Linked DNA regions of Homo sapiens: all the other regions are linked to region 3. Evidence: chromatin contacts called from ENCODE Hi-C or POLR2A ChIA-PET data. All regions are on one chromosome and are shown on one strand. The core of a region is the stretch at or near the end of the contact, and the rest is flanking DNA. Distances in the headings are between cores, read along the strand shown.

Region 1 (2,700 bases), core at 18-2,517, 1.8 Mb before region 3:
CCCTTAGTTGGAATTTTTTAAGTGAATGAAAAGCCGTATTTCATTTCTTCTAGCTAAATTTCCTACTTCTTTGTATTATTAAGTAGGTCTTTTCCACTCATGATCCTAAGCATCACACACAGGTTAAGGCATCCAAAGGTCAAACTGCCATCCTACCTGCCCCATTTTTACTTGAGTTTGGCTGAGAACATTCTCTATTCACCTCTTCATCCCTCCCTGATTGGTTTAGGCTAATCTTGGGTTCTGCTTAGGCAATATTGCCTACCAAAGCTGTTCCCAGAGGAAGAGCTCCAGAAGTCCTAGCTGTAAATCAATCGCTCAACGATAGCAAACTCCTACCGCGCTTGGCAGTTCTTTCTCCAGACCTAGATCATCTTTCGAGTTCCCTACTCCCTCCTTCCTCCTCGTAATCCAACACTCTGTACACCTTAAGTGCTTAAATGCTGAACTGCATTGCTACTTTTGTTTGTATCTCTCAAAAACGATATTTCCATTCTTATTTTTTTCCGCCCTCCTTTTCTAATAACGAGTTCTGTGCTCGGCTCAGACTTATAAGCTTATAAGTCTGGAAAAACTGCGCCAATGCGGTTGCTTCAGAGACCGGACTAAAGGCACAGCAAATGCTTAATGAAAAGTTGCTGAATTGAACGGGCTTCTTCCGGCTCCGGAGCCTGCCACCCTACACTTGCTTTCTCGCTCCGCCCGCGCCCAGAAGCACTCAAACATGCTGAGAACCGAACAGGCTTCTCGAGCCTAGGTTTCTGAAAGACCGGGCCAGGGTCTCGTTTCCTGTTTGCACTGCTCCCTAACCTCCTAATTCAGCAAGGAGCACGAGTCACACAGAAGCTCTCGGACCCACTGTGGACCGAGTTTCCAGACAAGTCCTCTCGCCCCAAACGCGCCCGCACTCTCACCCGGACCCCCCGGCGGCTCGCCGTGCGGCTGGGGCCCGGGGGCGCCGCCGTCCAGGATGGCGAAGGCCTCGTCGTTCTCGATGCCCGCAATCTCGCTCTCTTGCTGCGCCAAGAAGGCCGCAGCCGGGTCTTCTTCGCCGGCGCCGGCCACTCCGTTCCCCAGCGCGGGACCGCCAGGGGCGCCGGCAGGGGCGCCGAACGGATCCAGCTCAGCCATGGCGGGCAACTGAACGGCACGGACACCAACGGTGAGACAAAAACCAACCGACCCACCGACACCACGCCCGGCAGCCACCGCTGTGGTGCCGACTGGGAGAGGAGGACAAGCGCCAGGAGGGAGACGGGTAAAGCGGAAGCCCTACCCGTGTATCCGGTCGGTCTAGGCGGTGTTGCAGAGCCGAAAAGGGAACAACCAATCAGAGGACAACAATGGTTCAGGAGCTACCCAATCAGCAAGTGGAGGGGCGGTCCCCCTAAAACAACTCGTGACTGGGGTAGGGCGGGAGGTGAGGGAGGTGAGCTGCGCGGGCCCCGGGAGGCGGAAGTGCTGCCTGATAGGGAGCGTCCTACCCACCCCGTCTGCTGGAGCTGGACTGACCAGGGACGGCCACCCCTGAGGGGACTCTAGTGCTGCACTGGGAGGTGAGGTGAAGTTAGGGCAGCGACGATTGGCCGATTACTGAAGAGGCATGCCACTTAGGCTTTCTGAACCTCAGTTTCCTCATTCGTAAAATAGAAACAAGAATCCTGCTCTTGCGCCCCCTCCCGGGATTATTAGAAGATTGAATCCTAAAAAAAAAGAAGAAGAAGATTGAATCCTTTTATGGATTTGAGGGTCCCTGGCTTTATAAATTTAAAATATTTAATTCTTTCAGCCAGCCTGGATTATTTGCTCCCTTAGAGCCCATAGATTTACTGTAATTGATTCAGTCCACTCCGATTTTTCTCGCCCATAAGTATTTTTATTTAAAAATGAATATATCTTATCTTCTTCAACGAAGCACTTTTGCAGCCATTACGTCTTTTCGGAGCTAGACAGAAGTTACTAAACCTGGAAAATTCCTTAAGGATCACTTGCTTCAAAGGGAGACACGGTGGCCCTGCTGTTCAAGGAGCGTCAGTGACCCAGAGAGTCAGTGACCAAGAGGAAACGCCTGTCTCCTGGGGACTTCCAAGATACTAGCTACAGTCTCTTATATTTACACCTTTCCTCCCTAAGGACAGCAGGAAAAAGAAAGTTCCGTGTTTCTTTTTAAATCAGGGAGATGTTAATAGCTACATGGCTCATTTTGTCTACACCACAGAAATAACAGTGGTTCCAGTTAATCATGCTCATGTTGAGGGGGAGTGCTTATGCAGGGGCCACCAGAAGACCCCTCTCCTTCACTACCACCACCACCACCCTAAGAAATGAAAAGCCAAAAAAAGAAACCAAAAAACCAGAGGTCAACAAGAAGCTTCCAGAGGTAGTCAGCAGGGGACAAGAAAGTGTTTTTATAAAAAACGCACATATCTTTGATGACAAAAAAAAAGGGATAGCTATGAAGGAAAAATGAAGCAAATAAAAATTATTTAAAGCATATATTTACTTAAAGCATAATTTTAAAGTCATTTAAAGTATGAACCATAGGAAAGTGTTGAAGAAAAACATTTAAGAAAGTTAAAATGTTAGGGTCTGCAATTGATTCTGTTTCCCCTTGTCTGTTGTTTTATGCTCATCCCTAACATACATTGGCAACAGTGCATGAAGTATTTTCACATTAGCCTTGACATAGTCTCATGAGGA
Region 2 (2,700 bases), core at 18-2,517, 1.9 Mb before region 3:
TACTCCAGCCTGGGCGATAGAGTGGGACCCTGTCTCAAAAACAAACAAACAAACAAAAAAGAAATCTGATAGCACTTCCTTGCAAAAATCCCTTAATGTCTTTTCTTTTGTGGCTAATGTGACCTTTTCGTGGCTCCAAGCTAGCCACAGGAGAACTAAGAGTTCATAAGTATTTTACAAATTAGAGCTTCATTATTAATTGAAATGCATCACAAACTGCAGTTTGATGAGATTTGAAATTTGCTGTACAGCAAGAAATCTCAATGAACTGTTAGACTTAGTTTCACCTGTGGTAAATTTTTAATGGTTGTAAAAAAAAAAAGATGTTAATATTTTGTATCATCAACTTCATTCAAAGTTTCTTGTCAATGGTGACTCAGGAATCTGTTGCCCAGGTTGGTCTCGAACTCCTGGCCTCAAGCTAGCCTTCTCACTTGGCTTCCTAAAATGCTGGGAGTGACTCAGAAATTTGAAAGGGTCATTAAAAAGTCTTAAAGCCTGATTCGGTGGCATGGTCCTGTAGTCCCAGCTACTCAGAAGGCTGAAGCCAGAAAAGATGGCTTGAGGCCAGGAGCTCGAGTGCTGCCTGGACAACATAGTGAGACCCTTGTCTCAAAAACAACAGCAACCCAAAGTCTTATTTATCTTCAGGAGCTGCGCAAGCCCTTTACCACCGCCACGTTTCTCCCTGGATGTCCCTAGGCCTCGGGACTGGCTGGGAGTTCCCTGTAGTGGAGGCCGCCGCTGAACTGATTATAAAGATGAGAGAGGCTCTGCCATGCCTTGGTCATCAATTCACACTCCACCAGTGTCTTCTAGCAGTCACGGCAAGGGTTAACGTCAGGGACCGCTGTGGGGTGGCCGCGCTACACGACAGTATAGTTGCGGTCCTGGTTTATGAAATAACTGAGGGAACAAGAGGCGCAAGAAATCCCTCCTTGGGTGCAAGACCAAAACAACTACCCAGCGGGAAGACTCGGGCTTCAGTGCGTGTGTCGCCAGTGGAGGAGGACGCTTCGGGGCGGGAGCACAAGCTGGCAGGACAGCCCCGCAGCAGCTCCAGCGCGGCAGAGGCCATGGAAGATGGTCCGCTGGTCAGCACCCTGCCTGCGCCTCAAAATACCGCCGGGAAGGTGGGGGACGGGGACGGGAGCAGCCAATCACGCGAGCTCTCTCGGGTGGCGTCAGGGCGCGATCGCGGATTCGGCACTCCGGGTGGGCGTGGCTGGGCGAGCGAGGAGTGGGGACAAGGTCGAGCGACGAGTCGTCTACCCGCGCGCCCGAGCGCGGAAACCGAGGGGCAGGCTCGCGCTCTGCCTGCTTCGTGGCGCTTGGTTCGTCCCTCGCCCGAGGAGCGCGGTGGCGGCGTGGGAGGGAGCCTCTGACGGCGTCTGGTGAGAGCCGCGCGGCGGCGTGGGACTCCGGGAGAGCATCCTGCCCACCCCCAGGGCCGCCTCCCCCGGCCTCCTGCCCCAGGCCTCCCCTCCCCGGCCGCTTTCCACCCCACCGCGCCCCGAGGCCCACACTGGACCCGGCTCTCGCCCAATGTCCTGCAGGCCTCACCATAGGGCACCTCTTTGGCCCAATTCAGGGCTCCGCCGTGTGGCTCGGGGTGGGCCCTGATGAGCAGGGGAGGGGATGTAGAGGGAGGCCCAGGTTGACTTGTCCCCTGGAACAGTGCTGTCCAATCAGGGGGGATGCTGACTGTCCCGTTAGGAGCGGGGCGGGGCGAGAGAGGGTGGAGAACTGCCTGGCAGGCGAGCTGTCCTGGCGTGAAAAGGCTGGGCTAAAAGGTCCCCTCCCTGCTCTGAGTCTACATTCTGAGTCTGGGCTTCCTTGTATATTTGAGAAACGTTAATTCCCCGCCCTCACCCCAATTTTTTTTTTTTTTTTTTTTTTTTTTTTTTTTTTTGAGACTGAGTCTCGCTCTGTCGCCCAGGCTGGAGTGCAGTGGCGCGATCTCGGCTCACTGCAAGCTCCGCCTCCCAGGTTCACGCCATTCTCCTGCCTCAGCCTCCCGAGTAGCTGGGACTACAGGCGCCCACCACCACGCCCGGCTAATTTTTTGTATTTTTAGTAGAGACGGGGTTTCACCATGTTAGCCAGGATGGTCTCGATCTCCTGACCTCGTGATCCGCCCACCTCGGCCTCCCAAAGTGCTGGGATTACAGGCGTGAGCCACCGCGCCCGGCCCCTCCCCCCAGTTTTACGCTTGTAAAATTGTTAGAACACAAGAACGTATTTTTTACTACTCTGGTAGGAGGGGTGGGGTACAGTTTCGCAGTATAGGTAACTCGTTAACCCAACTGTAGGAGCGCCGCAGTTGAAGCCAAACCGAATTATAGCGTCGGAATGGGGCCCTGACTTTCAGACAGCTTTATATAGCTCTTTCCTTCTTATTCCTTTGAGTCCCATCCTCATTGCACTGATGAAAGGGCGATTTATCATGTTTTCGAGGAAGATTTGTACTCATGGATGTTTATGGAATGAACAGACACAAGGCAAACACTGGGTGTGGGACAGTGTTCTGAGCGCTGAAGTCATTCAGACAAGGGTTTGATTTTCGGTTCTCTCAATGATGAACTTGGGTTCAAGTAATTCTCCTGCCTCAGCCTCCCAAGTAGCTGGGATTACAGGCGCCTGCCACCATGCTCGGTTAATTTTTGTATTTTTAGTAGAGACGGGGTTTCACCATGTTGG
Region 3 (2,700 bases), core at 51-2,550:
TACTCAGGAGCCTGAGGCGGGAGGGGATAGCTTGAACCAAGGACATTGAGGCTGCAGTGAGCTATGTTAACGCCACTGCACTCCAGCCTGGGCGACAGAGCGAGACCCTCTCTCAAAAAAATAAAGACCGGACGCGGTGGCCCACACTTGTAATCCCAGCACTTTGGGAGGCCGAGGCAGGTAGATCACCTGAGGTCAGGAGTTTGAGACCAGCCTGACCAACATGGTGAAACTCTGTCTCTACTAAAAATACAAAATTAGCCAGGCGCGGTGGTGCGTGCCTGTAATCCCAGCTACTTGGGAGGCTGAGGCAGGAGAATTGCTTGAACCCGGGAGGCGGAGTTTGCAGTGAGCTGAGATCGTGCCATTGTACTCCAGCCTGGGCAACAAGAACGAAACTCAAAAATAAATAAATATAAAAATAAAATAAAATAAAAAAGAAATGAAACCTCAGAGTCTTGCCCAGCCCCCGGGGAGAGGGGCATGGCGGGGCACACCCACTTTCCCGCAGCTTGGGCATTTCTAACTAAAGGCTGTAACTTAGGAGGAGGGGCTGGACCCTATAAATAACTAGTCTGGGGGTAGCGGTCTGGGAGGCGGGTGACGTTGCAAAACACCGAGCAGAAACCGGTCTTCTCAGTCCCTGACCTCGGACACCGCTGGTTTGGTCCGGTGGGAACCGACAGCTTGGACTCGCGGCGGGTTGGAACTACAGCTCCCTCCGTGGGGCCCTCGATTGGAAGCACCTGCATTGGGAGCTGAGATACTCGCGGAATTCCGCCACCACTTTTCCGTATGGAAAGCTGAGGGCTTGTGAGAGCGTTATACCGATATGGCCTCCACCTGTCCAAACCGGGAAGGAAGGAATTCCAATGGCCAGCTCTGCTCCTTTACCCTGCAGCTCTCTCCCTCTCATCCTCATTCCAAACCTAGCCTAGAGGTGCAAGAACCCCAACCTTCCGCAGCTGCTCCTTTCTGCAGAACTACATGTCCCAGCAGGCCTGGGGCCGAGCCCCGCCCGCTTGCGGGTTAGCAGTGGCCCAGGAGGGGCGGGCCCGCCGGCGGGAGTCGGAGCCGCGGGGCGCAGGACTGAGCAAGCCTGAAATGCCAGGGGCAGAGCACAGAGCGGTGGGAGGAAGGTGGGGCTGAGGGGCGGGGCCACAGATCCGCCTGATAACCTGGGAGGAGGGGTCGAACGTCAAGGGCAGGGCTGGACTCTGAGGCCCGAGACGAGACTGGATGACTGGGGCGTGGCCGAGGAACCCCAGGGCGGGACCCGAGGAGGGGCTGTGCCCTGCCAGACAGAGCCCCGCGCGGCGCGGCGGCAGCTTCACTCTGGTTCAAGCGCAGGGGATCGGCGGGAAGCTCTTTCACCCCCGCTTCTGCCGGGCTGTAACTGCAATGGGTGAGCCCAGCGGGAGGGCTGTGGGGGGCGGGGGGCTGCTGAAGGAGCACGATTCCTGAACTTTCGCTCCCACCGATGAATGGGTGGAGCGAGCCTGAACACCTGGGCCCATCCCACGGCCGCGATTCCCGCGGGGCGACAGGTCCCTTGACCTCGGTCGGCCCCTTCGGACAGTATAGCCTTCAGGGCGGGGTAGGGAGGGCGGCTGTGGAGTATTCCAGGCTATGTAGGCAGTCACTCGATCCCCGCGGATACCGTCGCCTGGCAGGAGAGGGAGATGGGCCGGATCGAGTTGCCTTTGACATTTCCATCCCCCCGGGAACTGTGTCCAACTAACGATTCTACTTGGAATGGCCTCCCCTCAGTTGAGTCGGGCGGGGCCCTCCCCCTCAGACCAGACTAGCTGTGGCAGCCAAGGCTGAGGTTGAGTGTCCGGTGGGGAGAGGCTCAGCAGGGGCAGAGCCCAGACTCCACCTGGCGGAGGCGGCAGATTACAGAGGTCTCTGGCACCACTGTTAACACCGGAACCACAGACTTCCTCCCCCAAAGCCCCGGTACCAGATGCCATTAAAATTGCCCTCTTTGCTGCCCTCGTGGTCTTCGTGGTCCGCGTGGAGCAAGCAGCAGCACCAGCCCTTGGAAAGACAGGCCTCACCATGCCATGTCCATCTGATGGAAGCTGGTCCCACCAGCTCAGCCCCAGGGCTCCTTTCTGCTACTGCATTCAGGCAGCCAGGTCAGATCATTATCTCCCATCTCCTAAAACTTACACTGTGGAGAGCTGGGCTGGGATTTTAGATCCAGGCAGCCTTGATACCTGGCTAACTTCAGACAAGTTCCTTTTTCTGTTTGGGCCACGTTTCCTCACCTGTAAAATGGACACTGCAGCTATGTCTGCTGTTCCACATTGTTGATAGAACTGGATGCTGTGGTGACATTTGGGACACTATCATGGTGCCTGGGGTGGGTGGGTGCCCAGGCCTGTGGGCTTCTGTCTTTCATCAAAGAACTTCAGATCCCAGAAAATTAAGATTCTCAAAACATAACTGTCGGAAAGGGCTTTTGAATCCACCTTGGTGGCCTCTTCCTGCCTCCAGGGCTCATGAGATAGGCTGACTTCATATGAAAGTTTTGAGGATGAGGAAGTCTCTCTCCTCTTCAGATACTGACCCTCTCTCTCCTTATTTCCTTGGTGCCCAGAATAGGGCTTTGGTTATCTTGAATGAATGAATATAAACTCACAGGTGTGATCTGAGCCACCTAAAGCCTTCTTTGGGTTCTGCTCAGCTTGAGGG
Region 4 (2,700 bases), core at 30-2,529, 1.2 Mb after region 3:
GGAAGTCAAGTGAGGAAAGTTGATTCTGTATGATCACAACCAAAGTGTCAACTCATAAGCCTTATTTTCTCATCTGTGAAATGGACACCGTAACACCACCTACTTCATGGCAGATAGTACTGGCACACAGCAAACTCTCAAAATAAGGTAGCTACTGTTATTCCCTGATGGTTGGCTGCCAGAGCCCTCAACTTCCCTATCCACATTACTGACAGCACCTCCATGAGTCTTTCTCTGGGGTGAGGTGTCTCTGCTCACTCAGGGCCTGAGGCCTCTGGGTCAAATCGAGGTCAAGTGGCTTCAGTGCCTAAGTCTCTCACCCACACAGCCTTCAGCCCTTACTTGCAAATCAACAAAGGGTAAACCTGTAGAAAACATGGGTTTCGGAGCCAGAATTCTGCCTCTTGCCAGCTGTGGGCTCTTAGGAAAGTTTCTTAATCTGCCGGGGCCCCACTCTACGACATGGGGAGAACTGCTACTTCATGGGACAGTGGGTAGCCCAGTGTAGACTGTAACGCCGGCTGATCTCCTGCACGCTGGCCTGGGAGTTAGAGGCTTCTTGCTGCTCTCCTCTTCAAAGTATACAGGACTCCCGCCACACACACATCTGGAACCAAGCTGGTCTGAGAGCCCCTTATAGCCCAGGCTACCTGATGGGGAGGCACAGAAGTGGCAACCCGTCCACTTTCTTTGCCGCAGGACCCCCCGTTAAGCAGCGGGGTCCAGCCGGGCTGAGTTAGGGAGGGGGTTTCGAACGTGCCACTCCTCGCCCGGCGTCGAAGCCCGTTTCCTGGGTAACCTTTTTCTGCCTCTCTTCCTAGCCCACCAAGGCCCACTGGCCAGAACGCCGCCGCGGCCCCAAACCACTCCAGATAACCACCCGCCAGCTGTCCTCTCCGTTCTCTCCGCCGCCGCGCTGCAGGCCCAGGCTCGCACCCGAGTCCCTTCGCACCCCAGGAAGTGGCGCGGCCTGTCGAGGGCAGCGTGGAGGAGGAAGAGGAGGCGCGGCTCAACGCGACCGAAGCTCCGCCGCAAAGGCTCGGGAGGAAGAGGGCGGTGCGCGGCCAAGCGTCGGAGCTGCAGTCATACTCCGGGGACCCCACGACGGCGCCCCGCCCGCTGCCCACCCTCCCGAGGCCCCGCCCAGCGCGCCCATCCCGCCACGGGCTGCCCCGCCTTCCCGCCCTCGTCCAGAAAACCCCGCGCCCGGCCCCGCCCCCGCCTTCGCCGGGGCCCCGCCCCTCCCCTCTCCGCCGGCGCCTCGGGCGGCTTCTCGCCGCTCCCAGGTCTGGCTGGCTGGAGGAGTCTCAGCTCTCAGCCGCTCGCCCGCCCCCGCTCCGGGCCCTCCCCTAGTCGCCGCTGTGGGGCAGCGCCTGGCGGGCGGCCCGCGGGCGGGTCGCCTCCCCTCCTGTAGCCCACACCCTTCTTAAAGCGGCGGCGGGAAGATGAGGCTTCGGGAGCCGCTCCTGAGCGGCAGCGCCGCGATGCCAGGCGCGTCCCTACAGCGGGCCTGCCGCCTGCTCGTGGCCGTCTGCGCTCTGCACCTTGGCGTCACCCTCGTTTACTACCTGGCTGGCCGCGACCTGAGCCGCCTGCCCCAACTGGTCGGAGTCTCCACACCGCTGCAGGGCGGCTCGAACAGTGCCGCCGCCATCGGGCAGTCCTCCGGGGAGCTCCGGACCGGAGGGGCCCGGCCGCCGCCTCCTCTAGGCGCCTCCTCCCAGCCGCGCCCGGGTGGCGACTCCAGCCCAGTCGTGGATTCTGGCCCTGGCCCCGCTAGCAACTTGACCTCGGTCCCAGTGCCCCACACCACCGCACTGTCGCTGCCCGCCTGCCCTGAGGAGTCCCCGCTGCTTGGTAAGGACTCGGGTCGGCGCCAGTCGGAGGATTGGGACCCCCCCGGATTTCCCCGACAGGGTCCCCCAGACATTCCCTCAGGCTGGCTCTTCTACGACAGCCAGCCTCCCTCTTCTGGATCAGAGTTTTAAATCCCAGACAGAGGCTTGGGACTGGATGGGAGAGAAGGTTTGCGAGGTGGGTCCCTGGGGAGTCCTGTTGGAGGCGTGGGGCCGGGACCGCACAGGGAAGTCCCGAGGCCCCTCTAGCCCCAGAACCAGAGAAGGCCTTGGAGACTTCCCTGCTGTGGCCCGAGGCTCAGGAAGTTTTGGAGTTTGGGTCTGCTTAGGGCTTCGAGCAGCCTTGCACTGAGAACTCTGGTAGGGACCTCGAGTAATCCACTCCCTTTTGGGGACTGACGTGAGGCTCCCGGTGGGGAAGGAGACTGACCTCTCGGTTCACGTGTCTTGCCATAGAGCCACTCTCCTGAGTGGGTTTTTCTCCTGATCGTTTGGGCCAAGTGACTTCTCTCTGAACCTCATATTTCTCTTCTGGGATAATAAATGGTCACCCTTTCAAGGGGTTGTTTTGGAAGATATTGTGAACAATGGTAAATAAGGGCTTAATTAATGAGGGTAAGCCCTCAGTAAATTGTCACTGTGTGTTCATTTCTTCCTCTGTGTGGATCGTGACCGAGAGCCCTTCCCCCTAGCCTCCTCCTGGTATGGGTACCCAAAACCTAGGTGAGCAGGGATCTCTCCCAGGGGCAGAGAGCTTGTGTACTCTGGGTGTTAGAGGGCTAAAATATAACCAGTCAACACCACGTTGCCCATTTCTGGTACTTCCGGTAGCAGCCTGAGTCTC

What was found. A loop is a pair of places that touch in the nucleus more often than their neighbours do. ChIA-PET counts read pairs that join two places held with the same protein, here RNA polymerase II (POLR2A). Pooled maps may share reads with other maps.
Region 1: a map of naive thymus-derived CD4-positive, alpha-beta T cell shows a loop between it and region 3 (8-fold over the local background). The contact joins the promoter of CLTA here to the promoter of MYORG in region 3. A Hi-C loop is called at or near these places in 1 of 168 maps with a recorded cell type or tissue (naive thymus-derived CD4-positive, alpha-beta T cell) and 7 of 50 pooled maps. POLR2A ChIA-PET finds 5 or more read pairs at or near these places in 1 of 52 experiments (MCF 10A).
Region 2: a loop to region 3 is called in a map of CD8-positive, alpha-beta T cell, with 9 times the contacts of the local background. The contact joins the promoter of GNE here to the promoter of MYORG in region 3. A Hi-C loop is called at or near these places in 1 of 168 maps with a recorded cell type or tissue (CD8-positive, alpha-beta T cell), 1 of 37 single-sample maps with no recorded cell type and 7 of 50 pooled maps.
Region 4: a map of CD4-positive, alpha-beta T cell shows a loop between it and region 3 (9-fold over the local background). The contact joins the promoter of B4GALT1 here to the promoter of MYORG in region 3. A Hi-C loop is called at or near these places in 2 of 168 maps with a recorded cell type or tissue (CD4-positive, alpha-beta T cell and CD4-positive, alpha-beta memory T cell) and 7 of 50 pooled maps. POLR2A ChIA-PET finds 5 or more read pairs at or near these places in 1 of 52 experiments (RWPE1).

The regions. Positions count from the first base shown.
Region 1 is chr9:36,189,488-36,192,187 of GRCh38, reverse strand. It overlaps CLTA (clathrin light chain A), which reads right to left and starts at 1,267. Exons shown (of 5, transcript NM_001833.4): 1 at 915-1,267. The coding sequence starts at 1,131. RefSeq lists enhancers at 1,072-1,291, 1,007-1,632.
Region 2 is chr9:36,257,015-36,259,714 of GRCh38, reverse strand. It overlaps GNE (glucosamine (UDP-N-acetyl)-2-epimerase/N-acetylmannosamine kinase), which reads left to right and starts at 1,267. Exons shown (of 12, transcript NM_005476.7): 1 at 1,267-1,394. LOC124902150 (a long non-coding RNA gene) reads right to left here and starts at 1,105. Exons shown (of 3, transcript XR_007061473.1): 1 at 964-1,105. RefSeq lists an enhancer at 837-1,066 and a silencer at 1,367-1,526.
Region 3 is chr9:34,375,498-34,378,197 of GRCh38, reverse strand. It overlaps MYORG (myogenesis regulating glycosidase), which reads left to right and starts at 1,300. Exons shown (of 2, transcript NM_020702.5): 1 at 1,300-1,405. RefSeq lists a silencer at 936-1,325 and enhancers at 1,371-1,951, 1,952-2,533.
Region 4 is chr9:33,165,915-33,168,614 of GRCh38, reverse strand. It overlaps B4GALT1 (beta-1,4-galactosyltransferase 1), which reads left to right and starts at 1,279. Exons shown (of 6, transcript NM_001497.4): 1 at 1,279-1,857. The coding sequence starts at 1,446. It overlaps B4GALT1-AS1 (B4GALT1 antisense RNA 1), which reads right to left and starts at 1,667. Exons shown (of 3, transcript NR_108110.1): 1 at 1,569-1,667. RefSeq lists enhancers at 696-775, 298-862, 846-945, 863-1,428 and silencers at 1,096-1,495, 1,254-1,527.